Linked DNA regions of Mus musculus: region 1 is linked to region 2. Evidence: chromatin loops called from intact Hi-C (ENCODE). Cell type or tissue: left cerebral cortex. All regions are shown on one strand. Links, peaks and the distances in the headings refer to the core of each region. The heading gives the core; the rest is flanking DNA.

The links. A loop is a pair of places that touch in the nucleus more often than their neighbours do. Peaks named below come from ENCODE experiments on the same cell type or tissue, not always from the same donor. Only the 100,000 strongest peaks of a DNase experiment are listed, where the experiment ranks them.
Region 1: it touches region 2 in a loop (6-fold over the local background); 8 of 42 quality-filtered maps call a loop at or near these places.

The regions. Positions count from the first base shown.
Region 1 is chr2:96,575,902-96,591,395 of GRCm38, reverse strand. All of the region lies in intron 2 of Lrrc4c (leucine rich repeat containing 4C), which reads right to left. Among named protein-coding and RNA genes, the nearest start is that of Lrrc4c, 270 kb to the right of the region's middle. In left cerebral cortex, for the core only: CTCF peaks have their summits at 5,565 and 7,297 (motif pointing right); DNase peaks (open chromatin) are centred at 4,365, 4,933, 5,531 and 8,289; H3K4me3 peaks cover 311 bases; H3K27ac peaks cover 3,075 bases.
Region 2 is chr2:96,331,316-96,346,809 of GRCm38, reverse strand. All of the region lies in intron 1 of Lrrc4c (leucine rich repeat containing 4C), which reads right to left. Among named protein-coding and RNA genes, the nearest start is that of Lrrc4c, 21 kb to the right of the region's middle. In left cerebral cortex, for the core only: a CTCF peak has its summit at 9,261 (motif pointing left); DNase peaks (open chromatin) are centred at 9,257 and 12,028; H3K27ac peaks cover 1,102 bases.

The sequences.
Region 1 (15,494 bases), core at 2,721-10,720, 250 kb before region 2:
TGTATCTAGACTCTGTTCTTGCAGAGAGTAACAAAGGGATAAACTTCATTAAAGCACATACACACCAAATGAAAGCTTCATTTAGTTTCACATTTATTTTATTTGTCTTATTGTGGAGTGGATAAATATGTGCTTCAGATAAAGTTTCTATTTTGCTCTTCTGCACACCCCTACAGTGCCCTCAATACATTCTCTCCCCACACCCCTAGCCCAGTTTTATCTCTCCAGTTATTATTACCATGACAGGCTTCTTCTTTTTTGATTAACAAAACAAATCAGATTGTGGGCAAATGCCTTTTGTAAATTGTTCACCATGGTAAATATTATTAAAATGAGGTTCCTCAGGACCGGACTCTTCCTTTTTCAAATTCCAACAACAGAAAATATAACACACCGGCTAACCATAATTCTGCCACAAATAAAAGACACTATTAATTATTGTACCTAGATAAAGTCAGTTGATTATACAGAATCATTCCCATTGTGCAAAGTGTCATTTTTCTCCTTGGCTTTCAAACATGGTACATTTTAGAGACAGATAATACACCAAGAAACTCCCAGCATTAATATAGGTAAATTTTATTCTGCGTTTGCTTTTCATAAACTTTTTAGGAGTATGTGTTTGAGGGCAAGCAGGCAAAATAAATAAATCACATGAAAAAGAACTGATATTGAGGTATGAACTGAATAATAGGCTGCACACCTCTTTGATATTTCACAAAGCAAGCTCTGAATAACTACACGATACCGTCAGCATGATGCTTCCTTTAAGTGGAGTAGAGAAGGGTCTGCGTGTGATAACTGAGTAAGCAAGCAGCATATAAAAGTGTGAAAACAGCACTTTTCTCAAAGCTTCAATAAATATCTCAGATTATTCGCAATTTAGGATAAAAGGCTCACATAATTAAAAGTATTTTATGCATTATTAATGTGTTTGTGTGTGTGTGTGTGTGTGTGTGAGAGAGAGAGAGAGAGAGAGAGAGAGAGAGAGAGAGAGAGAGAGAGAAAGAGAGAGAGAGAGGGGGGGGGTGGAGGAAGGGAGCGTAGAGAAGACATGGAAGTTGTGCATGTACCACAGCATTTGTGAAGAGGTTAGAGAACAACTCTGTAACATTGTCTCTTCTACCTATACATAGACTCTGGAGATCACCTCAGGCCTTAAGGCTTACCCATTAAGTCAACCTTTACTACTGAGCTTTCTCTCAAGTCTCCAAGGCACATGTCATAAAAGCATATGACAGGTGCAAACGATGAAGTAGAGATCACTAAAGATATGCTGCACATGAAATATAGGAGATTCAAATTCCATTCCTGAAAATATTCAACAACACAAGCTGTGTGTTGGTGAACACTTGACTCAAAGCTTAAGTAATAGAAATTGCTCACGATGCTAAATTTTTGGATATAGATGTGGAATGAAAGGGCAAGGACTAACATCTCTGAATCAATGGCCTGACTATCCATCTCTGTCATGGCCCATCATCTGCCTGTAGGTCTCACTTTGGACAGTCTGATAGAAAGATGAATGAATGTATACGCTAAAACAAAGATGGATAGTTGGTTAAATGGGCAGGTATATAGATTGGTGGATACACACACACACACACACACATGCCCACAATATTTTGGTGATTCTGCAAGGTTTCCTTTTCACTTATAACCCATATTTATCAGGTTTGGAGATAAAGGCCATCAATACCAGGCTCCACCAAGACATCAAATCATATATTATTGTAGACAGAAAACTAAATGTCTGATGAAGGTTTTCATTCTTTGTGTAATATCATACTTATCTTTGAAACTTTTGATGTGCAATTTTGCTTTCAACTTGAAATTCCCTCTGTGATTTACTGGACTAAACTATAAGAAGTGGACTCTTGGTCAAAAGCAAGAAAAGTCGTATATAACAGTTCCGGTTTTCTGGAACAGGAAGTTGATACTGCACCTTCATCAAGTCCTAGTGTTGTAGTAAATAAAGTAAAGCCTTTTGCTGTTGTCTGACAGTGAAATAAGCCTGGGATGTCTACACACAGAAGCGTCCTTCATGGGCACAACATAAGACAACACTATTTTAGAAAATAAGCTTTTTAGCAGATAAAGCTCAGATTCGGATCTTTCTATTTCTAAAAGGCCCCTAAAGGAGTGGATCTTGATACCTATCCTGACATTCGGGAGGGCAGCCTTATCATTTTATTGGGCTCTGCAATCTGACTGGTGCTGTGCTAAATAAATAAATAACTGTCAGGAAATAACAAGAAAGGAAAATCTACCTGCCTGTCCTCTATGTCATTGCGCTTCGTTCTTGAGAGAATTTGCAGGTGTGAAATTATTTTTCAGCAAGTAGCTGAGCACTGAACAGCACCTGTTTGAAGGAGACCGGAAAAGCCTCCCTAAACTCTTTTCCAGCAAAACCAAAACTGAGATAGGGATCGCTTTCTTTTGATTCCCATAGGATGCCTTTGCATCATAAACAGATATTCCTTCTGACTCATACACCTAGGAAGTGCTGGATGCCACCCAGCTGTCCGTTGTTTGCTTAGTATCTTTCAAGGCACTGCCCCTCAAGACAGACGATGACACACATGTTTTTTAACAGGAACACTCAGGAGGTTTTAGAGGTGTATTATCATGTATAGAGGAAAATAACAACATAAACATTGCAGGTTAGTGGGTAAGCAAATAATCGACAATCAATGCAAATAAACATCTCATCTAAGTGCCGATTGACCAGGAAGTGTTTAGCATCCATAAACTGATATCAGTGGCAGTAAAAATCTACCCACTCTATCACAACTCGCTACCATCACCTTCATCTTGAACTCAATACCAAACACTAACATATCTCACTGAGACTGGAGTAGAAACTTTATGGGTATAAAACAGATATATGGCATTTAATGTACTCCTTATTTTAAAGACCATCATAATTTGATGATATGCTCTTGGATCCCAACATTTAAATAATAACAGATAATTTTGGGAAGGAACAATTCCACAGAATTTTGAAACAATAAAGTTATATTATTTTATGTCTTATTTCTTAGCTATTGTTTGACCTTAACCATCAAATATTTGCAAGTTTTACATGTATAAATTGTTTATAACTTTATTTAAACAATAGTGTGTTACAACCTATGATTTTTATGAATAAGCATTGCAGGTACTAAGCCTGAAAGAATAATTCTGGTATAATATCATCTTTTCAGGAAGTGAGAAGTCAGAAAGTATTTAAATATCTATTATTTCTGTTATTAAAAACAAGACTTTTCAGTACTTAGGAAAAAATGTCAATAAACTAGAGTTGGATCTAAAGAGCAGTTATTTCAAGGAGGTGGTGACATGCAGGTTTGAGAAGCTAAGAACAAATTCAAGTCTATAAAAAGGAAGCATAACACCTAGGTTCCCTGTGTACGATAACACTTAGAAAAAGCAAGTGGCAAAGAGAAGGTGTGAGTGAGAAGCCTGGGATGCAAAAGCAGCACCCACCAGTGGTCTTGGGAAAAGAGAATTTCCGCGGGGGCATTTCACTAAATACACGAGCTGCGTGAGTATTAGTGGTGAGCAAGCTTTTATTAATATACAGGAAGACTCCGAAATAATGCAGAGATCATTACGGAGCTCAGATGTTACAGGATTATAAAGGGAAAGCCGGTCTCTTGGATATTCTACATTCACTGGAAAATTGAAAAGACTGAAGAAAAAAAGACTCTAAAACTTGGTTTTAACTGTTTTAGTGATTTCATCTCCAGTCACTCTTTCTTTTCCTTAAAAAAAAAAAAAAAAAAGCTAGTGGGCATGTGTAATGAAGAATTTACCATTAATAACTCATCATGCTCAATAATTGTTGCATGAGCGTGGGTTTTATGTCCTTTCATGGCTCTAATCATGTAATGCTATATTATTTTAAAACATACTTTTAATTATGTATGTGTGGGTGTTAATTTATACATATGAATATGTGTGTGGTGAGGCCCACACATGTCACAGGTGTCAGATGCCCTCTGATCCATAGTTGTAAGTGGTTGTGAGATGCCTGGTTCTAGGACAAGAATCCAGATCCTCTGAAAAGCAATATATGCTCTTATTCTCTGAGCTCTCTCTCCATACTCTCTATATTATTGATTTTTACAGTAATATAAAAGATGACTACTTTATTTACCATGTATTCTAAAACTGAGTGATTTCTTACAAGCAGTGGGAGAAAAGATAGTTGCTCTTGGATTTGTTCAGTAGTTCAATTTCATCTTCAAAAGCCTCTGGTATTTCCATAGACTCCACATGCTCAGCTTTACACAACATTTTTGCTAACCATCAGATCGTGGGTGTGCTGTCCTGGCACATATGGCATAATACCTCAAATCAGGAATTATCTGTATATTTAAATGTTTCTTTCTTAAACTTGGACCATAAAGCGTTAGCCTTCCTCGTGTCTCTTTGCCTAGAACTGTATTATATATCAATGCATGGTATTGAACTGACTTAATGAAGAGCTGGTGATTGTACTCACCACAGAGAGAGCTGAGCTGTGCTAACATGATCAAAATGGGCTGAGAAAGGCTCTCAGTGACGAGTAGTTTTGGTCATAAAATAATTCCACTTCTAGATTACAGATTTACAAGGCAATTAAATGGAGCAAAAGTTGATATGAAGATGCAAAGATGGATAAGACCGTGTAGGCTATATTAATTAGCTTAGATTTTATTGTGAACCTTTTGGATATTTCTTCTGTATACAATTTTGATTGCTGCCTGTGCTAGAGTAATTCCGTCAGATTATTTAACATAATGGTCAAATTCTTTAATTTTACATCTTCTCTTCCTACACAGCTCCATCCTTTGCCTATAATACCCCAGCCATGCTAACCTTCCTATAAGGAATTGTTCCAGTGACATTCTACAAGAGATCCAAGCACTGCAGTTTTGCATTAGTGGTATTTCCTCTATGCAAACAAGGGCACCAAGCTTATGGTTTACTCTGTCTCAGAATCAAGACCTTAACTATAAAGTTACTTCTTAATTTACAGTTTCTAGGGAGATTTTATAAAATTTATGTATTCTTTCTTACTCAAGTGATATACTCATTTTAAAGATGTAAAGATGAATGAATCAAACCTTTACTACATGCTCAAAATTACATAGTGAGTCTGCACCTCCTTGCTTTCGGTGCTTTTTATCTCTACTGAAGGTTACAGGGCCTAAGCAAACCTAGTTGTCAACTTGCATGTAAACTCTAAGTGTTTCGTGACAGAGAATGAAGAAGGTTCTGGGGGATACTGACAAAAAGAATCTGCCCACAAATGCTGACCCCCTTTAAATTGTATTTCTCCTCTTCAAAACTCCCTTCCTGTGAGGCTCATGCTGGGGTGAAAAGTTTAAATGCTGTAAACACCCATGAGACAAAAAAGAAAGGTTCCAAAGATTTGACATATGCAGTGTAAAAGTCTCTATTTAAGGAAGCAGCACGGTGGCAGAAAGGAACAGAGAGGTTGTCTGTTCTCACTTAAAGCCAGTCAGAGCCTGCAAGTTCCCAAAACCAGTCCCAACCTGACACCTAGTGGTGACTGAAGAATTAACCCTTCAAGTCCTGCTGGCGTTATTGAGTCTCCAAGTTCATCCTCGGTGATTCCAATTGCGTTTTTGGAAAGGAGTTCATTAATTTCACAGGGAAAATCAATTACACACAAAAGCTCCTTACAGGAAAGTGCTAACTCCATAGTTTTGAAGATGCTACCCAACCTCGTTTCCACAGCCCTCATGTGTAAATTGTTTCTTCCTCGGAATCTATGAAGAATGTTCTCCACCCTCATCTAACATCAGCCTATTTACAAATTCAAAGATCTGAAGCCCTTCCCTTCCTCTTCTAAATAATAATTTTGCATCTTTAATAAGTGCGATAAACCATCTCAGGAGATTATATTACTCTGAAAGATTTTGGCACTGGCAAAATTTCACAAAAAAGTTAATTATTCAGAAGTGTTTATTTAAAAAAAACGCTGATTTCTTTAGCTTTTATGTATTACGTGGGTTTTCTTTTTTCACTATTGCTTAGGTTTTTCTCTGTACCCCAAAATAATCAAACACACACATAAGCACATGCATATATATGTATATGTATAAGTCCACACACCCTGAGAAAAACAATCAAGTTTTTATATTCAGCCTGGTAGGAGCCTTTCCAGACAAGTTTTTCAGCAACACATTCTTATTCCCTTCCTTGGAAATAGTTCTTGTCCTACTTGACACATTAACTTTTTACTGAGTATAGATTATTTAAATACTCTCTGTCTCCTTAATAATCATGTAGTCATCATATATAAGTTGGTGAATGGATGGAGAGATTTAAAATCCTGTGTTTAAAAATGAAGTGATGTCAAAAATGATTATGCAGATATTGGATTAACCTTTTCTGTCTATAAAAAAAAATTAAAAGAATTGCAGAAATGTTTTGACTTTCCAACTCTAAATTTCCATTCCTATAACACTAGTTCTACTTCATCAATTAATTAGAAAAAGAATTCAGTTGCCCTCCCCCAAGTTTACCTATGCACCTTAGAGAAATTTGCACTCTCTGTATAATTAATTCCATTCTTCCTTCTACCAAGTTTTGAAAATGAGCTTCTAAAATTGCCATTTTATGATTAAGGCAAGTGACATTCTGTGAGTTGTTAATCATATAACTGGGAATCCTAAAGCTATGGGAACGTGCTTTCAGCCATGGTGGTAATCTTTACAGGAATGTCTCTGAAGCTGGAGAAAGATGAAGTGGAAATTCCATGCAATAGTGAGGCTATGCCAGTGCCTGGCAAATACAGAAGTGAATGCTCACAGTCATCTATTGGATGAAACACAGGGCCACCAATGGAGGAGCTAGAGAAAGTACCTGAGGAGCTGAAGGGTTCTGCAACCCTATAGGAGGAAAAACAATATGAACTAACCAGTACCCCCAGAGCTCATTTCTCTAGATGCACATGTAGCAGAAGATGGCCTAGTCGGCCATTAATGGGAGGAGAGGCCCTTGGTCTTGCGAAGATTATATGCCCTAGTACAGGGGAATGCCAGGGCCAGGAAGCAGGAGTGGGTTGGTTGGGGAGCAGGGTGGGGGGAGGGTATAGGGGACTTTCAGGATAGTATTTGAAATGTAAATGAAGAAAATATCTAATAAAAAAGAAAAGAAGCTATAAAAGAGAGATCTACTTAATATTAAAGTGATTGTCTAGGAAACGCGTATATGTGCAAAAATTCAACTAACACAGGGTTGATAAGATATAGGAGCTGCATTTGTGTAATGCCTGATCAGTAGAGGGCAGTGCATTGCAATTGTGCTCTTCTTTTTGATTTCCTGGGCTGTAGCCATCATGGAGGATCTATTGCTTCAAAGACCCCTTAAACTCACTTCATTCTCAGTGGTTCACTATTCCTTTTGCTTTATTTTCCATGAAGATGGAATTTACATAGAAATGTGGATAATGAAAATAAGGGGTCCATGGCCCTTACCTTTCATCCTAAATATGGCATCGTTTTGATGACCCATTACCAAAAATTCTACCATGATATAGAACATACATCCTATAGTTTTTGAAAATCTCACTTTAGGAACTAAGTGGAAGGCAGTTGCTTTGGTCATAACATTCCAACACCGGCAAAGTTAGATGCAGAATTATAATTACAACCCTGGAATCTTGCTGAGAGATGCACAAAAAGCCCCTTTGAAGGTATTGGCTTTAGATAAGTAGCATTAAAAATTAAAGTGGAAGTCTTTACTTTGATAAATGCAAATAGTTCTATATTCAACAGGCCAGACAAAGAAAGCCAATGCACATAAAGGGATGACTACTGATCAAGCGGATGCTATCACTATACAACATAATATGCCAGGTTGCCTTGTGACATGATTGGGTAAATTTATATGCCAAATTTAACCTCTATTGTTTCAGCTTCCCCATCCACTGCATTAAGCATTCAAGGTACCAATGTTTATGTTGGCTAATATTTATTACAATGATACCTGTAATAAAGTTAGCCATCAAAGGGCTAGTGCCAATATAGCCGATGACATATCTGTGTACACAATATTCCCAGTTGGTAATGCTTGCCCTTCAAGACAACCTGTGGGAGGATGTCATGTGAAGAAATCACTGACAGGAAGAAGGCATTTGCCAGGCATGCCATTCCCACTCTGGATGTGAAACTGCCACGCACAATTGTTATATCAGGATGAGGCTTCACATTCCTCGTTCGTTGAGATGATAGGATGACAAAATTAAATAGGACTTCGTCATATCATGTTTTTGAGTGTCCAGCTGGTGGAGGCAGAAAAAGCAATTTCAGTAAGACAACGGCTGCCACTGAGAACAGATTTTGGAAGAAAGTATTCTCCAGGCCTTCTAGAAATAGATAGGCTGTGATGCAGATGACCAGGAACTACGATTATCCTCCTATCTATTTTATTTTTGAAGGAAAAAAGACATGATGCAAGGTAGAGGTGTTCCTGGTAAATGCCAGCCTGGTTAACCAGCTTGCCAAAACAAGTGTTGGTTTAGACTTGTTACAATCTCGTGTTTTCAACACTTAACCCCAGGGAGACAGAGTGACTATGGCAGAAAGTATTTGATACCAGAATCCTTAACTAAGCAGCTTCCAGCAGCTATGCACAGACCCAACTAACAATCCAAGAGTTGACTGTCAGAAGCAAGACCTGAAAAGACACACACTTCCTCTTCTGAATGGTGGCAGTTCTCAGACTCCTGGCTTCAGAAGACTTGACAGTGATTCTTTTCTTTCCTCATGGAATCCAGATTCCACAGTGAATGGCATTCTCCACATGTCAGTGAAACATGTCTACACAGACCTCCATCTTCTGGCTTAATTTCTCTTAGTGGTGCAAAAAGTATACTAAAAACCTTTTATGTTGTAAGAGGATCTCTCTCTTGCCTTATTCGTTTCTTCATATTATGTCACTGAACACCTACTGTGTGTTACATACTGTGAAAGATAATATGAACAATTCAGGAAATACTTACACCTTTAAGTGTCAGACAAGAGAAACAATGTATAAGTAAAGATCCAGATAAACATGATGTCTGTAAAGTTTGAAAAGTCATGTGAGAGGTGTGAGAGAATGTAGATTAGCCTGGAGAATTGTCCACTTTAGATGACATGATGGAAAATGATATTTCTGTATGTCCTTGAGGAGAGGCACGCTAGGAGAAATAACTCTTCCTGGGTTTTATGGAAATGAGTATTGTGTGTAAACATATACAAAGGACCTGATCAAGCTCAAAGTTTCAAAAGCATAAACAAAAACAAAAACAAAAAACAAAAAGAAAAGAAACAGTTCAGTATGCTCAGAATTCACTCATGATTGGAGCAGAGCAAACAAAGGAAGGGTGACTTTTGATAAGATGGGAGATTGGGCTATTCAGAGTCTGTATAGGAACAAATAGACCACCCTTTTAGGATTGGCACTTATTTTTGACATGGTAGAATGTCAATGAACATATTACACAGGGAAGTCTCCTACTTCAATGTATACTTTACTTGGAAAATTGTGTGGAAAATGAGTTATTGTACAGATAAGACTGGCAACATTGAGAACAATTGGGAAGCTGCGAAAGTGTTCACGGTGAGAGATGATGTTGACAGTAAATGTTGACATCACTCAAACGTTATTCTGTGTAAAAAAAAAGGAGATATTGTATTTTCCTAACTTTATCTATGAATTAACAAAGCTGTCAATCCTTGTTCCTTAAACTTATATATCTTCTAAATAATGGCCAGGATTCAAATCCACACTAGTGCAGATCAAGACAGGCTTCCATCCCCACTGCTTACCACCTTTTACAGTAGATTTGGCAGGGAAACTTCAAGCCCCCAATCCTTATCTTCTTTGTGTGTGTACCTGTGGATTGAGCACTACTGTTTCTTATGTGCTAGCCAATCTAACAATCATGAAAGCGCTATGAAGCAGAGACTATTATTATTCTCATTTAACTAGAAGTGATCTGAGTCCTGGAGAAGAGGGGAGCTTGGAAAACACAGCTGAGTCGTCTTTCAAAATGCACCTATTATTGTAAACATAATGTTGGGAGAAATGACACCATTGAAGTGGAGTCTCAGACTGTGTGTAGAGCTCATTTGATGGAACACTGGGTTAGGATCTGTAAACTTGGGTTCTTTTTCTAGCACTGTATATTCTGGGCCTAATAGTGTAGCCACGTAAATCTAGTACTTAGGAGACAGAGGCAGGAGGTTTAGGAGTTCAGTGTCAGCCTGTGCTGTATAATTTGAGGCCAGCTGAGTATACACTGGATTCTGTTTCAGAAACAAGAGAGACATGTCTATGACATCTCAGAGAAGAATGAGGATTGAGTCATTACAGGTTAACAAGTAAGTGATGAATATGATGCAAGAATATGATGAAATTATTATCTAGTACATTGCAAAAGACCTGTGTAAGACATACCTTTGTACAATTGTATACCTTCATTTTGAAAGAATATAATAATAGTGTTGAAGGCACAGTCAGCTTTTTTTTTTTTTTAATCAGTACTTTTTGCAAAATATGATGGGTGTGAAAGACATCAAAGGAATTGTCAGGTGAAATAATCACAACAACAACAACAACAAAAAATACTCTGAAGATTTGAAAAATGCTCTGCCATAGCCCATAGGGAAAGCAAAACAAAACAAAAACCAAAACAAAACACTAAAACCATTTTCTGGATTGAACATCAAAGGTGCGACTCTGCTACCCATAATTCCTTTCTGAAAGAGAGTATGAAGAGGGTTTACTAGCCATTTTTAACTACAGTCAAAAATAGAAATGAAATTGTTCTAGCAGATAGTGCCAGCTGGAACTAAGTGGGAGACAAACAATAGGGCAGAATGAAGGCCTGCTGTCCAAATTCAGGAACTAGGGAGTGGAACAATGCTTTCTTACCAAGACTTTGAATAGTCTTTAGAAAAAAATCCTGACTGACCAGACAATTTGGAGGCCATTCTGGCAGTTACTCTTCCTACAGGGCAATATTGCTCCCTTCTAAGATTCAAAGAAAGAGGCCACCCCCAGGTTGTTAGCAAGTTAGGGAAAAATTGGCCAGCAACTCACAGGCTGGGGACAGGATTGTGAGCCTGGGCACCCTGTAGAGCTGAACAATTAGGACCTTTTCTGAGAGATGAGGAAGTCTAAGCTAAAAGACAATGCTCCCATCTTAATAAGCCTGAAGTACCCAGCAGCCAGGCAGAGCTGTTTACTTTCAATCTTTAAAATCAATTGAAATTGCCTTGATGGATTTTGAACTTTCTTGGGAATATTTTCCCTTGATATTTTCTGATTCCTCTCCTTTAGAATGTGATTATCTAAATTATACTTCTCCAAACCTTGCATGAAAGCTTCTGGTTTTACAAGCTCACAGCTGGGGATAAAGTTTTTCTCAAAACACATCCTTTCCCTCTTCACCTCTCACTGCTACAGCTGAGATTGACTCTTGGGTTGATTCTGAAATGAAGTTACCACTTTTAACATCTGCTTCAGTGGAGCGAGTGCTTATCATGTGTTACAAGGCACGAATCTTGGCAACTCTTAAACTATCACGGGCAGAACTGTGTCCTTGAAATGTATGCGTTGAACTTTTAAACTCGAACATGACTCAACTTGGACACTGGATTCACAGAAGGTAAAATTAAATATAAAAAGAAAATGAAAAAGGACACCTAGTATGTTTTAGTCATAGAAAATTATATTGTGTAAGAAAAAAGAAGACATAAGTCCCTCTCTGTCTCTCATGCCCCTCTTAATCATGTTCCTACCCTTCTCTAGAATATCAGAACTCCTGAAATGTGAGAATATATATATATTTTAAATTCTGTTGCCTAAACCACACAGTCAGTGGCATTTTGCTATGGAAGTTCAAGAAGAAAACACATTATCAATTGTCAGCAATAGGCTGGTGAATATGTCTAACATATAAATGTATATAAACCTGAAGGCACAAGTGTTTTCTCTTCTACTCTTTGGCAAACTAGGCTAAGAACAGAGCAAATAAAAAATATAGATGAGAAAGAAATAGAAATCTTACTGTTTCTCATTTATATATTGTTGAGGTATAGGACACAGCTCTATGTCAAAGATATCCTAATAGATAACATATAAAGTTCTCATGAAGTCATAGTGGAAGTTAAGAAGGGTTTGGTGGTCCTTCTATCACATTGTAATGGATCTACACGGTCTATAATATCCAGTTACTACTCTCAAATCAACTAATACTTATCCTTCTGTTCACTTGGCTTTATGTGAGAATAAGGAGTGTATCTCAGGAAGGTCAGGTGGACAGATTAAACGTTATTCTTCTCTGACTACAAGAAATGCATAGTCTCATTTTCCACAAATGTTTTTCGATATTGAGCATGTCCAATTCTCTATAACCTCTTTGAAAATGAACATGAATAAGTAAAATATAAGTAAGACACCTGCACTAGGAAATAGAGTGAGAGCTTGAGGAAGAGATGACGCATGTTCCATCACAACAAAGATGGATACCTCCCCAACACCTGACATGTCTCGGCTCAGGGATATGCTTTATAACTGAAGTATTGAAGTCTACTACCTTGCCCTATGAAGAGCTAGGTTTATAACCTCGGTCCTTTAGTTTCCTCCTCTATGAAATGACAATAAATAAAGTTATTTTTCTGCATAACTAAAGCTGTTCTTATTTTCAAACTTTAGGAATTGTATTAGAATAATATAAAACTTCATGAAAGATTTCTGACTTTCTTTTTTTAAGTTTCCTCTTGCTTTGGTTACTGATAATTCAAATTGTATTAAAATCTAAACCTCGGTTTTTGTATTTTATTATAGACATAGCATAAAAATTCATAATAGGTTCATTATGGAGTGTGAAATAATTGATTCATAAAATGACTTGGTAACAAAGTCCAAAGATTTTTTAGTTTATATAAATTATGCAAGGAGAGAGAGACGAGACGTTAGTTTTCATTTGAGACCCTCTCTCCTAAAAGCCTCTTTCTTTTATAAATAGCTATAGGCTGATGAAACACAAATGGACAGAGAAGGTGTTAGTCAACTCATTTCAATTTAGTCTAAGCATCTATCATGTAGAAACAGATCAGGGAGCCATACATCGGCGTCTACTACTTCAGTCTTTGTTAACATATCTTAGATGTGTCACAGGCAACAAATGGTTCAGGATCCCAAATCTAAAGTGATTACAATACTTGAGTAGGAGAGTTACTCAAAGATACCAAACATTAAATTGTAATAGACATCGGATAATAGATTTATGCATGGTCTAAGAGTAAACTGCAAGATAAACATGCACGTCAGTGAGCACGCTCACTACCCTTCACATCTCTCTTCTCTTCGAATTACTCCAGCGATCCTGTAGCAGTCTTAATGAAACCGGACATAGACTGAATTACATTCTCTGAAAACTGAAACAATCACATATCAACGTACATTAAGTCCTTTCCCCAAAGATCTAGCAGATGCAACAAAGAATGCAGAAAGCACATTTTGACCTCTGTTTGTTATTCTCATTTGTGCAGTCTGCCGTGAATCTGATTTGAACTCATTAAAACGTTCTTAAGTGTACTAAATCTTCCATTAGGAAAAGACTCTTGATGCTTTCAGACAAGCTTCTTTCCTTATTCTACATGTTCAGCATCAGAATTGATGGCCTAAAGTTCCTTGAAAGATCTACCTGCTACACATGGGTAGATAAAACACTGAAATATGTTTTCAGTGAGAAAATAATTTAGGCATGCACACTTTACCCTGGATATGAAAAACAGGAAAGACATCTTTAAACACTGGACTCTCTCTCTGTCTCTCTCTCTGTCTCTCTCTCTGTCTCTCTCTCTCTCTCTCTCTCCCTCCCTCCCTCCCTCCCTCCCTCCTCCCTCCCTCCTCAGTCTCTCTTCCTCCTTTCCTTCCCCTCCCTCCCTTCCTTTCTATATGTTTTTTTCCCAGGTTTTTGTCTCTTTGTTTAAGACAGGTTTAGGTTTTCTCTGTGTAGCTGGCTGTCCTGGAACTCACTCTGTAGACCAGGCTGGCCTGGAACTCACTCTGTAGACCAGGCTGTCCTGGAACTCACTCTGTAGACCAGGCTGGCCTGGAACTCAGTGATCTGCCTCCCTCTGCCTTCCTGTGCTTCCCTAGTGTTGGGACAATAGGTGTGCATTACCTGACACTGCTTGCCCTTTTCTTTTTCTTCTGTCCCTTCCCTTCCCTTCCCTCCCCTCCCCTCCCTCACCTCCTCTACTCTCTATTTTTCTTTTCTTTTCTTTTCTTTTCTTTTCTTTTCTTTTCTTTTCTTTTCTTTTCTTTTCTTTCCTTTCCTTTCCTTTCCTTTCCTTTCCTTTCCTTTCCTTTCCTTTCCTTTTCTTTTCTTTTCTTTTCTTTTCTTTTCTTTTTTTTCTTGCCTGTGGTCTATTCTTACTCTGGATCATGATGTAGAGAAACAGCATCTCTAGTATTTCTTTTATTTTTTTTCAAATTTTTATTAGATATTTTCTTCATTAACATTTCAAATGCTATCCTGAAAGTCCCCCATACCCTCCCTGCTCCCCTACCCACCCACTCTCACTTCTTGGCCCTGATGTTCCCCTGTACTGAGGCATATAAAGTTTGCAATACCAAGGGGCCTCTCTTCCCAATGATGGCCTACCAGGCCATCTTCTGCAACATATGCAGCAAGAGACATGAGCTCTGGAGGTACTGTTTAGTTCATATTGTTGTTCTACCTATAGGATTGCAGACCCTTTCAGCTCCTTGGGTACTTTCTCTAACTCATCCGTTGGGGGTCCTGTGTTCCATCCCATAGATGACTGTGAGCATCCACTTCTGTATTTGCCAGGCACTGACCTAGTCTCACAAGAGACAGCTATATCAGGGTCCTTTCAGCAAAATCATGCTGGCATATGCAATTGTGTCTGTGTTTGGTGGCTGATTATGGGATGGATCCCTGGTTGGGGCAGTCTCTTGATGGTTCATCCTTTCATCTTAGCTCCAAACTTTGTCTCTACAACTCCTTCCATGGGTATTTTGTTCCCCATTCTAAGGAGGGACGAAGTATCCATACTTTGGTCTTCCTTCTTTTTGAGTTGCATGTGTTTTGCAAATTGTATCTTGGGTATTCTAAGTTTCTGGGCTAATATCCACTTATCAGTGAGTGCATATCATGTGAGTTCTTTTGTGATTGGGTTGCCTCACTCAGGATGATACCCTCTATATCCATCCGTTTGCCTAAGAAAATATTTTTTGCTTCCTCATCTTTATGTAATTCCTTAGCGAGTCTCAAAGGATGGACCAAGTATGTATCAATGACCAAAAGTACTACTTCTTTTTTCTTATTAACAACACTTAACAATCAATCTTTGAACTGTGAAGAGTAAGTATCCACCTGTGCTTAAGAAATATAAAAGCAGCATGTTTTACTTATTTAAAAGATACTCTGAAGTTATCACAGTATAAATATT
Region 2 (15,494 bases), core at 4,410-12,409:
CTAATCACAGTTAAACTATCTTATTCAAAATATGCAATATAAAAATAATTCTGTGACACACACACACACACACACACACACACACACACACACACACACACACACACACACAAACCACCAGCAGCAGCTTTCCTGAAAGGAATTTCCTACTTTTATAGATGACAAAAAAATGGTCAAATAAGATAAACTATTCACAAGTGGTAGATAACATAGCTCACATGGAAGCTTGTTGCTAGCAATGGGAATTAAGAACCGTGCTCTCCATTCCTTGCTATCTTGTTGGTTTCAACACTATTACACTCACTTAAGTAGAGTTTAAAATAGCAGGATTCTTTTTGATGCTATACTTTATAGTGAATAAAAGATGTGTGTGTGTGTGCAACAATAAAATAACCTCTTTAAGGCTCAACTCTCTCTTTTAGAGAGCCGTGAATAGCAGAATGGTGTGGAAAAGTAGATGTAGTGTTGAGTAGTTGTATTGTGAAAAACGTATCTCTTTGTAATTGTAATCCAGAGTAGCAATACCAAATGATGAGATGTCAAGTAGAAATACCTAGGATGGACTTTGCACAATGAAAAATATTTTTAAAGGTATTCTGTAGGATTTTCAAAGAAGCAGAAATATCAAGGTAGGTAAAGGAATAGTTTGGATGTTCACAAGCAATCAGGTGTAATGGAGATAGGAAACATGGGCTGTAGATGGCCAGCTACCATGTCAGAGTAGGGGCAAGGGGTAAAATGCTAGGAGTGCTTGTGTTTGTGTCATAAAACTTGAATTTTATTCACTGTTTTCTTCAACATTTTTCTATTCATAATTTTTTACTCCAACCAAAATTATATCTGATAGCATTAAAACAGATAACAGTTGTTAGGTTGTATCTATAAAGCAAAATTTGAAAGCTGGTCATTGTGGACCATGGGGGTGTCAACTAATGGTTTGATTATAAAAAATGGCAAAAAAATTAATGATGACTGAGAAACATTATTCTGGAAATATTATGAATGATAGGTGGACAAAGAAAGAAATAAAGGCAGGAACTTCAGATAAGTGAAGAGGAAATACATGCCTAGAAGCTTATCCAGATGCTGCTCCAACACTGAGAAGTAAGATACAACTGAACAACAAAGAGTCTTAGGAAAGGGAGAATTCAAGAAGTGTGGTGTAGCATTATTCACATTATGAAGCCACTTCCTCATGGCCTTACAATAGTCAAAAGAAACTCTCTATCCCCATATTTTGTCTGTTTGAAGAACAAAAATTCCTGTATTATATAAAGGAATTTCAGCTGAGAGATTTGTCCTGAAAAGAAAGTATTTAATAAGATAAATGGCAGAAAGGAATAATGATTTTTTAAATGCAATTAAAACTAGAGAATTTACTAGTACTAAAAAGCTGGGGTTGAGATTGAGGCCAGAGCTCATAATGTCTCACAGTCTGTGGCATGTTTCAAAAAAGACCCATGCACGGAGGGGATTCAAAACAAAATAAAGCTAATGGAGTGGCTGAGAGTGGATACCAATTTGGGTTTTGAGGGTGTTAAATTTACATAGGTAAGGGATAAGCAGTTGTTTTTATGATGAGGTTTTTCCTTTAATCACCATAAAACCCTGAGGAAAGGTACCAGCTACCTGAAAATGCCCTTTAAACAGATTACATCTGGCGCCACGCTTCTCCACAAAGTGTTCAAATATTCCTGGAGTATGTTTGAACAAACATAAATAAAATAAACAAAAAAAATAAATAAATAAAATTGATATGTTTAAACCAGTAGCTAAAGTGTGGGTGGTAGGAACTATATACTTTAACCCATGAATAGTTTAACCCATGAGTAATATTAAACTTAGCTTTTGGAATATAGTGTTATAGTATATTTTTTAAAAATCAAAAGCCCTTTCCTCTCATTGACTATATCAGGTCATGGAAGCTAACTATTCAGTCACTCTGCTCTAAGTAGAGGGTAACTAGAAATAGCATCACTCAAGAAACAATCTATATCCCACCAGTCTTTCAATATGATATAAAACTCTGTTTTTTGAAATCGAAGAATGAGGTGACTAAAATTGCCACAGAGATACAAAGGTTCAAGGGAAGGCTAAAATAATATTTGACCATGTTACTACGTAGAACTCTTTGTTGTACATATTTGGTAAAGGATTATTGCAGACATATGCAGGGATAAACTCACATTCTGGTCTTTGCTAGTTCCCAATGTGCTTGTGTATGGTCTAATGCTTATATGGCTGGAAACACTTTGGATGCCAAACTGTTCTATTTGGTAAATCCTCTTAACAATTTTGATAATGAAAATCTCTTTTAAAAGGCCTATAAGACATTTGATGCATCAAATAGTTCTTACTGAATGACACTTTGATAAAGTGATTACAAGTGAATCAAAAGTAGTAAATTACCCTTCAAATAATAACAATACTTATTCTCCCCACTATTTATTAAATAGTGTTTAAAAATACTATTTATTCAATTTACAGTGTAGCCTGCTGACAATAGGGTACTCCTCCAGCTTTATAAAGGAGAGTATTGAACTCTAAGGGGAGGTGATGTGTTCACACAAAGAAGATTCTAGCTGCATATGTATCAAAAGATGGCCTAGTCAGCTATCACTGGAAAGAGAGGCCCTGTGGACTTGCAAACTTTATATGCCCCAGTACAGGGGAACGCCAGGGCCAAAAAGGGGGAGTGGGTGGGTAGGGGGTTGGGGGGTTGGGTATGGGGGACTTTTGGGATAGCATTGGAAATGTAAATGAGGAAAATACCTAATAAAAAAAGAGAAAAAAAAGAAATAGCATGATATAAGATACAAGGTGTGGGGAGAAGGTAATAGAAAGGGGCTCTGTTGGGTAGAGATCCCAATTGACCATCTTTTAGAGCCTTTGGAGTATGAAGGTTTTTTAAACTTTTGAATTAAAATACTGTCTGCTGATGTTTGGATGTCAAATATCCTCCAAAATCTCATGTGCTCACCTGGTCCCAAGTGAATGGCACTGCTTAGAAAGGTTCTGGGATCTTTAGGAAGTAGAGGAACCTCACTGGGAGACATAGGTAATGAGGGAAGGGCAGGCCTTAAAATGGAACCACTTCACCTCCTGTTTGGTCTCTGCTTCTTAACTATGGATAAAGTGTGACCAGATGCCCTTCCTTTCCTGTCACCATGATCAGCTACATCTTCAAGAACCTCAAGCTCAGATAAACACTTTTCTTTGCATTTCTTTGTTTCAGATACATGTTTACAACAAAAAGAAAACTGGTCAATAGTCCATCCTTCAAAAGTTCACAAAGAAAGTCTTTGATAGCTGAGTAGCTTCAGAATTCACATAAATAGAACTACATATTAGAAGACATGTACAGAACAAGGGAGATGGTTTGGATCTTCCTTCATGGACAGACATGGGTATTGTTCCCCCATGACAGCATTAGGTAAAATATAGTCAGCGCATCCTGTTTGGTTTTTTTTTTTTTCCAGATGTCTGTTGCATCACAATGCTGATTTCCATTCTACTTCCTATTCCTCAGCTTACTTCATACCGTTTAGTTTCTAATGGCCCATCCTTTGAAGATTTGTTGGACTATTTCTGTGAGTTAGCATTCCAGCTCAAATTAGATCGGCAAGTACTACCTCTGCTGTTTCCTCAGTGTTGACACGTTTTACCAGGAATTTCTTCTCCTAGTTTAATGCTATGCTGAAGCATCACTATGCAAATAGCCCTCAAAGTAATCTTATATTATAGGGCTACGGCAGTGAATGGACAGCAATACCTAATTGACTTATGAGCTTCCTTGGCTGCTTTGGGAGTGAGTGGTAAGTTATCAAAGGCTTTGTAACTAGGCAAGAGTTATTTTCCACCAGAAACAAGCAGGCTTAGTGCCTATTGTCCTAACTTCTTTCTGATCCATTGTGGTTATATCATCTGTATATTTCAGCCATCTCTTGCTGAGAAACAAACTGTACTGAAATTTAGTGGCTTAAAGCAATAACTTTACAAGACTCCCTTAGTTAAGTTACAACTTGTTAATTATTTATTCCATATCATATAGTCTGGAGTAATTTATATGATGAGGACCTTATGATGATTTCGTCGTGAGACATGAGGAAATATCTAAATATGTTGCCTATCTTCCTGGCCTTTCCCTTCATGATAACAAAACATTTAAGTCTTTTCAATAACAATCTTTTATAAGCATTGCTACCTGTGACTCCAAGACAGAAAAGGAAGCCCTGAGTCCTCTTTAAATCTAGGTTTGGGTCTTTGGATTAGGAGTGGAACTCGGTCCCAAAACATTAGTATGACCCTGGATTTGATCCATAGCAAATCAAACAAACCAAATGAAACAACAACAAACCCATCAGACAAAGAAAGAATCTTAATTCTACTTCAATTGTTTTATTAATGCAAACTAGAGTAATGAATAGTTCAAGAAGAGAACCACATTGCCCTCTGACTATAGAAATCAAACAGACACAGAAAAGGAAGGAACTGAAGGTAGGTTGTTCTCCAGTGCTCATTCATTTGTGTTTTATATTAATTTGAAATCAGAAATCACATTTTCAATTTTGGTAGTTTTACTTGTTAGTTAGTTTGTTTATTTATTGATGCAGAGTATTTGCCTAATGCCTCACAAACCTTTAGGACAGTGTAACAGTGATGAGTAAGAGAAAGCAGAGTTTTTGTTTTGTTTTGTTTTGTTTTGTTTTGTTTTGTTTTGTTTTGTTTTGTTTTTCCTATGAGAACTAGACTCCATGGTCCATAGACAGTAATTGAACAATGTGATCAAATAACAAAATGATAAATTGTTCAAGGAAGTCACATAACAGATTATCTACTGCTGATTGGAAAGCTGAGTTAGCTCATGCAAAGAAGAGAGATTTCATCTAAAAGTCTGAGTGACGGGGTGATAGCTTCTGTGAAGCCCTAAGACAATGATACATCTGGCAAGCCTTGGAAAGAGCACACAACCATAAGAAAAGAATAGTTATGTTTAACCCTGACTCTTCTATAACCTTGTAGATAAGTGTACTATTTGTCAATGACATGCAACCCAAAATCATACACAAAGTTGTGGGAAAGTAAAGAAGAGTAACTAAGACATGATTGCAGAGATATTTGTAGGAAATTTCCAGGAGTGGTGATGCCATTTCAAGTCTCGTTTAAGTATTTTGATTGTTTGTTTGTTTCATTGACTTGCATTTTTCTAACTTATATTTTTAAGGCCAACTTGAAGATTCAGCTAGTAACCTGCATGTGCTAGGTAAGGAAAGAATAGTTAAGGCTAACTGAGTATTCCATACCATGTAGATAAGTGTATTGTTCATCACTTTTGAGTAAATTTTTAACAAGAGTAGACACATGGGCAAAGAAAACTTAAAATGAAATGTGTCTTTAGAATAGGTAAAGTCTACTGTTTTATTCTTGGTGGTTTTGATAGTGATATTGATGAAGATAATGATGGTAGTGTTGGTAGTGGTGATGACAATAAGGTGGATGTTGATGGTTACTCTGATGGTAGCGATTGTGCTGGAGGTAATGATAGTGATGACCATAATGCTAATGGTAGTGATGGTGGTGATGATGATGGTGATGGTCATAGTAATGGTGATTTTTGGTGCTGATGGCATTGGTAGTGTTGATGATGATAATGGTGGTAGTGATAGGGAATGTTGTGGTAGTCAGGATGATGATGGTGACTGTGAGGATGATTATGGTAGTGGCAGTTGTGCTGCTTCTCTTGCTACCACTGCTGCTATTAGAAGAGAAATTACCTTGAAATTCCATGAAAATTCAATGGACAACTTGAGTGCCCTTTTGCATACGTTCAAGTGTTAGTTTTGTCATAATGGTAGATAATAACATTCCTTCATCAAGACAAATGGCATAGCAGAGCAGGGCAATGGTGTGTTTTACTTTTTTCTCTCTTTCTTTTCCTCTTTCATAACTATTCATAACACAATAGGAAACTGTATATGAAATATAGTACTAGAGTGCCAAATATAGTGTATACATTATCACATACTTGCTGAAGCCTATACTGAAGCCTAAGGAATTAAATAATCCTCACAGCCCATAAAGCTGAAATTCATGCAGCACTGAGTACCGCAGGGAAGAATGTGAACAATGCGCACAGAACCAGGCGGTCTTATAGGGACACCACTGATGTTCAGTACATCTTTTACTTTATTAAGCCATGAACATCTTTCATGTAATTGGGTGGTCCAAGTAGAAGAGGAAAATGTATGCAAATAGAAAATTGCATGATCAGATAGGACTCTGGGACAAAGGTTTTGTGAAGTTACCTGGCATCAGTACAGCTTGAAGCAAAGCCTAGAAATCCTGATGAGTCTCTGATTTGTAGGAACAATGAATATGTGCTTGAGCTGTTATCCTGTAGCCCAAGTTCAGGGCATCGCTGCGGCACTTGAGAAATGTAACGAGAGTGTAGGTACAGTAATGAGGAAGCAGAAAGTTTTAATAAGCCTCTCAAATGAGGTATAGAGAGGAAATACATACATGCATACATACATACATACATACATACATACATACATACATACATATTATATATTGTACTACATGTATACACATACACACACATACTTATACATATACACATGCACATATTTGGCTATAAAAATGAAATTACATCACAGAAATGAAAAAAAGATGCAAATAAAAATTGTCTCACTAAATAAATAATTCAGACTTGACTTGAAAATATGTACCTCACATGTTTTGCTTTGTTTGTAATTGGATATTTTCTTTGTTTACATTCCAAATGTTATCACCTTTCCCTGTTTCCCTACCTCCCAGAACACCCTTTCACATCCTCCCTCCCCCTGCTTCTATGAGGGTGTTCCCTCATTGAGGTGTTGCAAACCCCTTCAACTCCTTCAGTCCCTTCTCTAACTCCTCTATTAGGGACCCCATGCACAGTCCAATGGTTGGCTGCTAACACATGCCTCTGTGTTTGTAAGGCTCTGGCAGGGCCTCTCAGGAGACAGCCATACCAGGCTCCTTTCAGCATGCACTTCTTGGTATCCACAATAGTGTCTGGGTTTGTGGAATTTATTTATAAATTATATAAAGATACTTAAGTATTTTTTGTATATTTGACAGAAAGAAAGAAGCAGTTTTCTAGGCAATGAATGAAAGTAATAGAAGAGGGAACTTAAGCATAGAAGGGAAATAGCCATGAGGAGATCTGTAAATGTCCTTATGAGTTCTTGCACTATTTGTCATGGTTAAACATGAATAATAAGAAATAAAATGTTGCAACTAAAAAACTCTTCTGATTTACCTAACATTCTGAAGGCAACAGACCTAAGAAATCAAAAGGCCTCTTGAGAGTTTCGATGGAAGAAAAAGGGAGGCTTAAAGTAATGGTACTGTTACTCTGGCTAAACTGGCCAATGACGATGTTTAGGAAATATGCAGTGAGAGAGAATCAATCACACCAAATAAAGCAACCCCAGTACCATTCAAAAATTTCCTAAGAAGCTAGTGATCCAGGGAGCGCCGAGCTAAACTCTCTGGGTTCAAGTCTGATTTTCTAGATACTAACAAGTTTTTTAACCTTTCTGTGCCTCAGATCCCAGCAACGGTAATAAGGTTGGATGTGAAGAGTAAATGATTTATTTATTGCAAAGGTCAAAGAACAGCAGCTGGTATATAAAAGGCACTTAATAAATGCAAGCTATTGTTTTAAAGATACAGTCCCTTATAATTTACAACTCATAGTAAGATCTGTAATTGTTAGTTATTATCACCCATTTTTAAACCACTCAGAATTGAAAATGCCATGCTTCTCTGTTTCTTCTTTGATTCTCGGAAATAACATGAGCTAGTAAACCTTTGTAGGCATTTTTTTGTCACATTCAAGTGGCTAAAAAGTAAATTCAGACAGCTGAGTGCCAATTCCTTACAGCTATTGTTCTTGCCCTCAGGAAATAACTGCACCTCAGTTTAAGGAGATCAGCATGATCTACTGAACTACTGACCAAATACACTGGAAGTGACTGTTAAAAATCACAACAAACAGCCAGTGTTGTATCCTCTTATCCATTGGGAGTCTGTAACCATTTGAGATGGATGGAAATTGAGTTCAATTTTGTTTTACTCTTTGTAGAAAGAATATAATTATGACTTAATTCCAAAATGTTTACAGATAGTCTGAGTACAGCACTATTTTCTAAAAATTATGATTTTCATGTGAGTGCAAATCATTAAGAACATTTACTTACTCTTTCCTCTCAACTTGTTTTTACATGACTACTACCATATGTATGATTCATATAAAGCAAAGATAGAAGCTGGTGGATACTGTCAGAGTTTAAGGATCTATTCTCATGCTTTCCTTGGCTGATCTGAAAATGTATTGTCATACACATAGGCATTGCTTAATAATGTTAAGAGCAAACAAAATTATTTTTAAAATTTAAATATCTCCATTCATAACAATTCTAAGTATGAAATCATATTAATTGATTTGTACTTTAATAACAATTTATCTTAACCTTCCTTTTTACATTTCTACTGTGCAAGTGGATTGTTCTCTCATCCGGTAACATTCCAACAAAAGCATTTCCTAATAACTTGTGATGTAGGCTGCTTTGTAAGCATTAAGTTAAAAACAAACAGTTTCCAATATAGGCTCTTGGTCTTTACTCAGGTAAAGTTACATTTGAGAGAGAAAATAGAAAAAAATAAATAAAAGAATGAAAATGTGAGAAAGGACTATGAAGAACAACAGGTCCCCAAACCAAGGGACATTGGGGAAGCTGTGTCCAGAGATCTTAGAACAATTCTACCCATAGTTACCATGCCTCATTTTGAACACTAAGCATCATCTCTTATTTTCATGTGCATATTCTGATAGATTGTTTCTATATCTCTCTCTCTCTCTCTCTCTCTCTCTCTCTCTCTCTCTCTCTCTCTCTCTCTCTGTGTGTGTGTGTGTGTGTGTGTGTGTGTGTGTAAGTATATGCATATTCACTTGTACAAGACCAATTGAAATGGAACTTTCACACTCACAGATTCTCCTGGGTACGGATGAACCTAAGTGTTTATATTAAGTTGCACAATCATATAAACATAGTCAAACAGCGTGTCTAGAGCCACCTACTTAGGTTATTGTAGAGAAGGCTTACTGTAGCAATGGTATCTGGGGTTTGGGGATTGCAGTGAGGTTCATCTTCACTGAAGTGGTTGACCATGTGTCTGATTTGGCCTAGCATGTGATCACAGAGACATCTAGTGGTCAGCTTCAGGAGAACATTATACAAAAAATAATACAGAAGAGTCCTTTCCACAGAGGCTCTAGTCCATGAAGTGGTACCCAGTGAGAAAAGATGGGTTGAAATGATCTATCTTGATTAAGTGGTATGATTCTTTTGTTCAGGCAGTTGGCAAACTTTGGGAGGAAAAAAAAGTAATAATTTTTTTAAAAATGTTAAGAAGTTATATTAGGTATGTTTTCAGTATTTTTGATCTACTGAAAAGAAGGCGATCTGAAGTGCTGACCATTGCCAAGAGGACTCCTCATCAAAATTTCTCATTTCATAAATGACAACATTAAGCATAAAAACTTTAGTATATGGTTTCCAATAACATTTTCTTAAAAGGTGACATAGTGTATTGCTCTACCAGGTCTTTTTTCTATTGTGATAGAACACATTGACCAAAGCAACTTGTGGAGATTGTCTCATGCTACAGGTGCATCAGCTACGGAACTCAGGGCAGAAACCTGGGATCAGGAACAAAAGCATAGGCTATAAAGGAATGCTGCTTGCTAACTTGCTCCTCATAGCTTGTTCAGTTTGTTTTCTTATACAACTCAGGACCACCTGCCCAGGGGTGGCAAGACATACAAATGGCTAGACAATTCCACATCAAATATTAATGAAGAAAATGCCCTGCAGACTTGACTACAGTCCAGTCTTATGGAGGCATTTTCTCAGTTAAACTTCCCTCTTCCAGGGAATGTGTAAATGTGTGTCAAATTGACAAAAACCAATCAGGACACTTATTCACACTGTGGAATGAAACTGATGACAGGAGTGAGCCAGAGAAACACTTGATGGAATATTTAAAGCAACATTTTTCTTTTAAGCAGGGCATAGAAGTATAATACACTTATAGTCTCAGTTACTCGGGAGGGGGGGGGGCTAGGCTTAAGGAGGGAAATAGCTGGGTCCTATGTTTTTGTAAGAAAAGAAAAAGAATGGCATTATAACAGGGGTGCTACTCTCGTAGAGCTGTAGCAACATCAGACATGACCTGACTTTTAATTAATAAAATGGGACTGTTACATCAAAGTTCCAAGAAAACACATGGCTTGGAAGCTAACCTAAAACAATTTTAAAAACAGTTTACAAAATAGACAAAGAAATAAAGATAAAAGCAAAGAAAACGTGGGGGGAAATACACACTGAAGACACACATGCACTCGTCCTATCCCCACCCAAACACAGGCACATAAACAGATACACTCCTCTCCATCCCTTATAAAATGCTGTCCCCATGGCCAATGTTATGCAGATGAGGTTTAAAATTAAATCCTTTTGCTTCATTGCAATCTCATTCCAAAATACAGAAAGCAAATCCAGAACGGAGACCTTTTTAGTCTCTGTGATGGAGGAGGGGTAAATAAATAAACCCTACTATCTGCATGATGTACTTCAAAGCATCGTAGTATTCTGTGTCCCACTCAACCTGGACATTTCATAAGTAGTGGGACATATCAGCTGTTTCTTAGGATGTTATATAAGTGGTTGAAGGGATGGTTATATTGTATCTCCAACTCTCCAATATATATCCCGATAGTTTAATAATACCAATAATAAATATCCTGATATGACCAAATAATGCCACAATTTCTCAATGACAGCATTAAGGTAAATGTTTAGAGAGTAACAAAAGGTAAAAAGTAAATGTTATGAAAATCAGTGAATTTGGGAAATTATACCCTGAAATTACTTAATAGAAATTATTTAATTATGAATTCTATATCCATTTATTATTTAATAATTTGAAGTACAAGTTTTAGGGGGAAATGTTACCCTCAATCATGTGTAACCTTTTTTCTCTCTTGAAATGCTGTCACTCTGATTTCTCTGTAATTTCCATGATAGGTTTAGATTAAAACCACTGATTTTGAAAGAAGAAAAATAATTTGAATTGTAAATCTGGCTTTTATGTATTTTTTTAATTGTTCTTAGTATCCCATAATTCTACATGTTTAGATCCTCATTTAAAAGCAGACCCATTCCATGTGTTACCCTTGCCATTGAATGTACTAAATAAATGGCTGATGAATGGCCTTTAAGAGAGTTTCTCTGCATGGGTTATCATAGGTCCACCGTGGTTATTCAATAATAACCCATGGGCCTGTAACTGTCTTTGCTCTTATCCTATAAATGTACATTCACAAGCCTCTTCTCTCATCCCAGATTGCTCAGTGAGCATATCAAGACTCACAAGTTATTGTTACAGAATATCTCATCAATCTCCTCCATTGTGGGAGACGTCTTACCTGAAGAAAGCAGAATTCCCACTGCTGTTGGGAATAAAGAAAATGCATAAGGAATGGAAGTCAGTTTAATAGACTTCTCTGAGGATTTTACTTTCAAAGGAAATCAATGAGACTAAAGATCTTCACTGCCTCCTACATTTATGTAAGACCACCTCTGATTTTAAGTAATATATATATATATAAAACATAGGGGAGGAGTCCATGATCATGAGTTATATAAATATAAGACTTCATTATTATTCTGATGTGCCGAAAGGCATTCTTACCATCTATGTCCTGGTAGTTCCTATTCTAAGGAGATTGGAAAGATCATTCATCCTGAGGAAGTTAGACTTCCTGCTTGGAAAGGACACAAGGGAATTTCTGCAGCCGGTATTAAAGGAAGGATGTGGGGCAGCTTGAAGACTGCAGATCTGCTCAGCTGCGGCTCAGTGAGCAGCTGCTAATGCAGCATTCATATCATGCTGGCTCAGCTAAGAATACTCTTTCTATTCTTGCCTGCTCTTTGTTTTGTTTTGTTTTGTTTTGAGGCTGAGGTGTTAGGAAAAGAAGCAGTATCTGAATGCATTTCATAGCCATCCTGCATTCTATAAACCACTGGATCCTCTCAGCCACCCTCAGCAATGCAGAGGCTACCTGGTCTTCCCGGAGAGCTGCTGGTGTCTGAAAAGACTCTGGAAATTAAAAGTCCACAGGGTTTGTGTTCTTGGGTGTTCATTCAGACTCAGCTATTGATGCTGCCCCTTAGTACAATGTCAATTACTAAAAGTAATGGAGAGCATATCGAACTAAAAAATGTTTTGATCTAATATAATATGTTTGCATACTGGTTGTTGTACATGCAATACAACATGTGTATTTGAACAATATCAACATGTCCCTACAATCATATTTTATGAAAATGTGAATGCTGTTACCAGGGACAAATGGTCACATATTCCACTATTAAAGAGAGTGAGCAGACCTCTAAGAGTATGATAAGAGGTTGGTTTCCCAACTTGAATTTGTAATTCAACTGTGATTAAAGCATCCAGTTGCATGCTTTCCATGCCTCATTTAAGATGAGTAAATACCCCAAACCTGTATTCCTAAGGGACTTCTGTCATAAAGCAAGATTTCATTTGTATACACTCGTGTATGAATCATGTGAGTGTTGACTAATAAGCACATTCCCATCCACAGTACAACTGTTATTTAAGTCGCTGTTGACACATAGCTTTCATGGGGCAGTATTAATTTGCTAAGTCTTAACTGATGTTCCATGAAAGAGTCTTCCATAGTTGAATAAATTTGAAAAACATTGAATTGGATCAAAGTAAACCTAGATGTTTCACAGAAGACTTCCAAAATTCTTCAAATATTATTCTTTGCATACTATTTGAAAGAAAGAAAAATTAGTATGAGACATTTTACAGGCCTATGTGATCCAACAAGATCTTATTCCTTGGATATATGGTTGCCTTTGATTTTTGAAGTATATTAGATGCTTTTTCATGGCAATTGTGTAAGATATATATATACATAATTTTAAAGAAGCCAAGACAGGGAGGCCCCGTTGTATATTTCTTTTTATTATAGTTCTTTTAGCCGGTCTGCAATTCCTATTGCTTTTAAATCATTCAAGAAAACAAGCAAGCAAACAAACAAACAAACTAGAATTTACTGTTAAACCAAAAAAGAACCAGGGAAGAAAATTGTTATTAAAGAAGTCAGAAGCTCCACAAACGTCATTTGAACCCTTCTTCATCCATGCCAGACCCTGACTTTGACCCTTGAAAGGCAGCTAAAAGGCTGAAACCAACCCCGACTAATCTTCCGTGTTTAATCAGCGCAACTCCTGGCAATGAAGTTATTTTTATCCTTTTAGTTGTTATGCAGCTTATCTCAATTTTAAATTGTCAGAACTTCTTCACAAAGACATACACCCAACCATGGAGAAGCAGCTTGGGTAAAGAAATTCAACTCGACAAAGTCTCATAGCAGCAATAAGTTCTCAGAACTTGGTTTAAAACAGCAGAAAGTCTTTTACAGAAATGAGTCACCAGCTTTCACTGCCTGATGTACAGAAATCTTATATGTGGCCATAATCATCATGGCGAGCCTATTTTATAACACTAGCTTCTACTTCTGAAGCTCAGCCAGTGGGATGCAGGCTATAAAATTCTACTTCTTCAAATCACTTTCCCATGCACAGCACAACCCAGCTCCAAACGATCTCTTCCAGTGTTTCCCATAAGTGGAGTAGAAAACACTTCGCTTACTTTAAGACTTCCAAGAATTAGTATCTTTGAAATGTGGTTTCAATGTGTAGTGTTTAAGAGGAGGAAGATCCAATCGCGAATACCTTTCCTATAATGTCTTTCTATTTGACAACCCAATGAATCTGATAAATCCCCAAACCTGATGAAATGTGTACAGATAAAAGTAACTGTGCATCTGAAAACCTTGCCAAGTAATCTCTTCCTTCTGACCCCAAATATTCAATCCTCTCCAATCCTTCCACTGGGCTGGGGACTGCAATACTGTTTCTAAATACAGTTCACCGCTGACACAAATACCATTCCAGATTAGTCTCTAGCAATGGACAATCATTAAAGCTTAGATTTGATAGTAAGGGACAACACACTCTACCCTTCCTTTACCTCTTCCAATGTAATAAAAATGTTAAGAGTCAAACTTATTGGAAAATATAAGGCTCACATGAATTAGCTGTATGGTTTAGGCCACCTAAAATTCTCATTTATTGTTTGCAATGTTATCTTGTAATTTTTTTCTTTCTATCTTCTCACAGACATGTAGTCTTACATGCACTCACCCACAGTGCAGAACTGTCTGTGGGCATTCACTGGGGAGGTTAAAGGCCAAATAAAGGCAAATTCATACAGTCACAGTCTGCCAGCCTTTTGACAGTTCTCTCCTCCATGCCCCTTTGAAAGCTACACAATCTCTTCATTCCTATGATGAATGCTTCATAATCAATGATTTTGTGTCTGAGATTGTCTATTCATGACATTTTTAGGAAAAAGAATTCATTGATTTGTATGTCAGATAGAGATTATGCTAGATCTGGCAGTGAAAGACCATAGTACACTGAAGTTGTCTTATGCAAGTTCATACTCTTGTGAGACATAGGAGAACTACATGAAGAAAGAAAGAAAGAAAGAAAGAAAGAAAGAAAGAAAGAAAGAAAGAAAGAAAGAAAGAAAGAAAGAAAGAAAGAAAGAGAAAGAAGGAGAGGAAGGGAGAAAAAGGAAGGAAGGAAGGAAGGAAGGAAGGAAGGAAGGAAGGAAGGAAGGAAGGAAGGAAAACAGACTTCTTACAAATAACATGCCTTGTACTTGATATTAAAGGATGCCAAGAATAAATTTCTTGTTTGACTTTCAGATCAACAAACTTATTGAGCAATTCAAAATACATACATAGTCAATCTATTACATAGCAAGGAGTGACTAAATACTGAAGGGGGATGCACTTTGTTCTTTAGATCTTCCATTATGCAGTTGTAGACAGTACAATATAAGCCCATTAGCAAATATATAAAAGAACTTTCAAATGGAGTCTAACAAAGCTAGAAACTAGAAGACAACCCAGATGCGACATCCTTGGCAAGAAGATGGCAGTTCCAGAAGGATCATTTGCTTTCAAGTTAACAAGTAGGTTATATAGGTTAAAAATAAAATGCAAAGACATTTTGAAATCATGGAGCAAAGGGTGAAAATGGTGTTGTGTTGATCAAGCAACCAATCTAATAACAATGAGAAAGGAAGAAAAAATCAGAAAGACTAAACTATACATTAATTTTGTAGAAGATCTAGATATAATTTGGGAGGTATAATTTTAACCTAAAGTATAAAATTAATGTCTTGTCTATGTAGTCTATGTCTGAGAGACTAAAACCACCTTTGAGATAAGAAGGAAATCGTCTAAAATCCTGCTCCAAATGGTTATTAATACT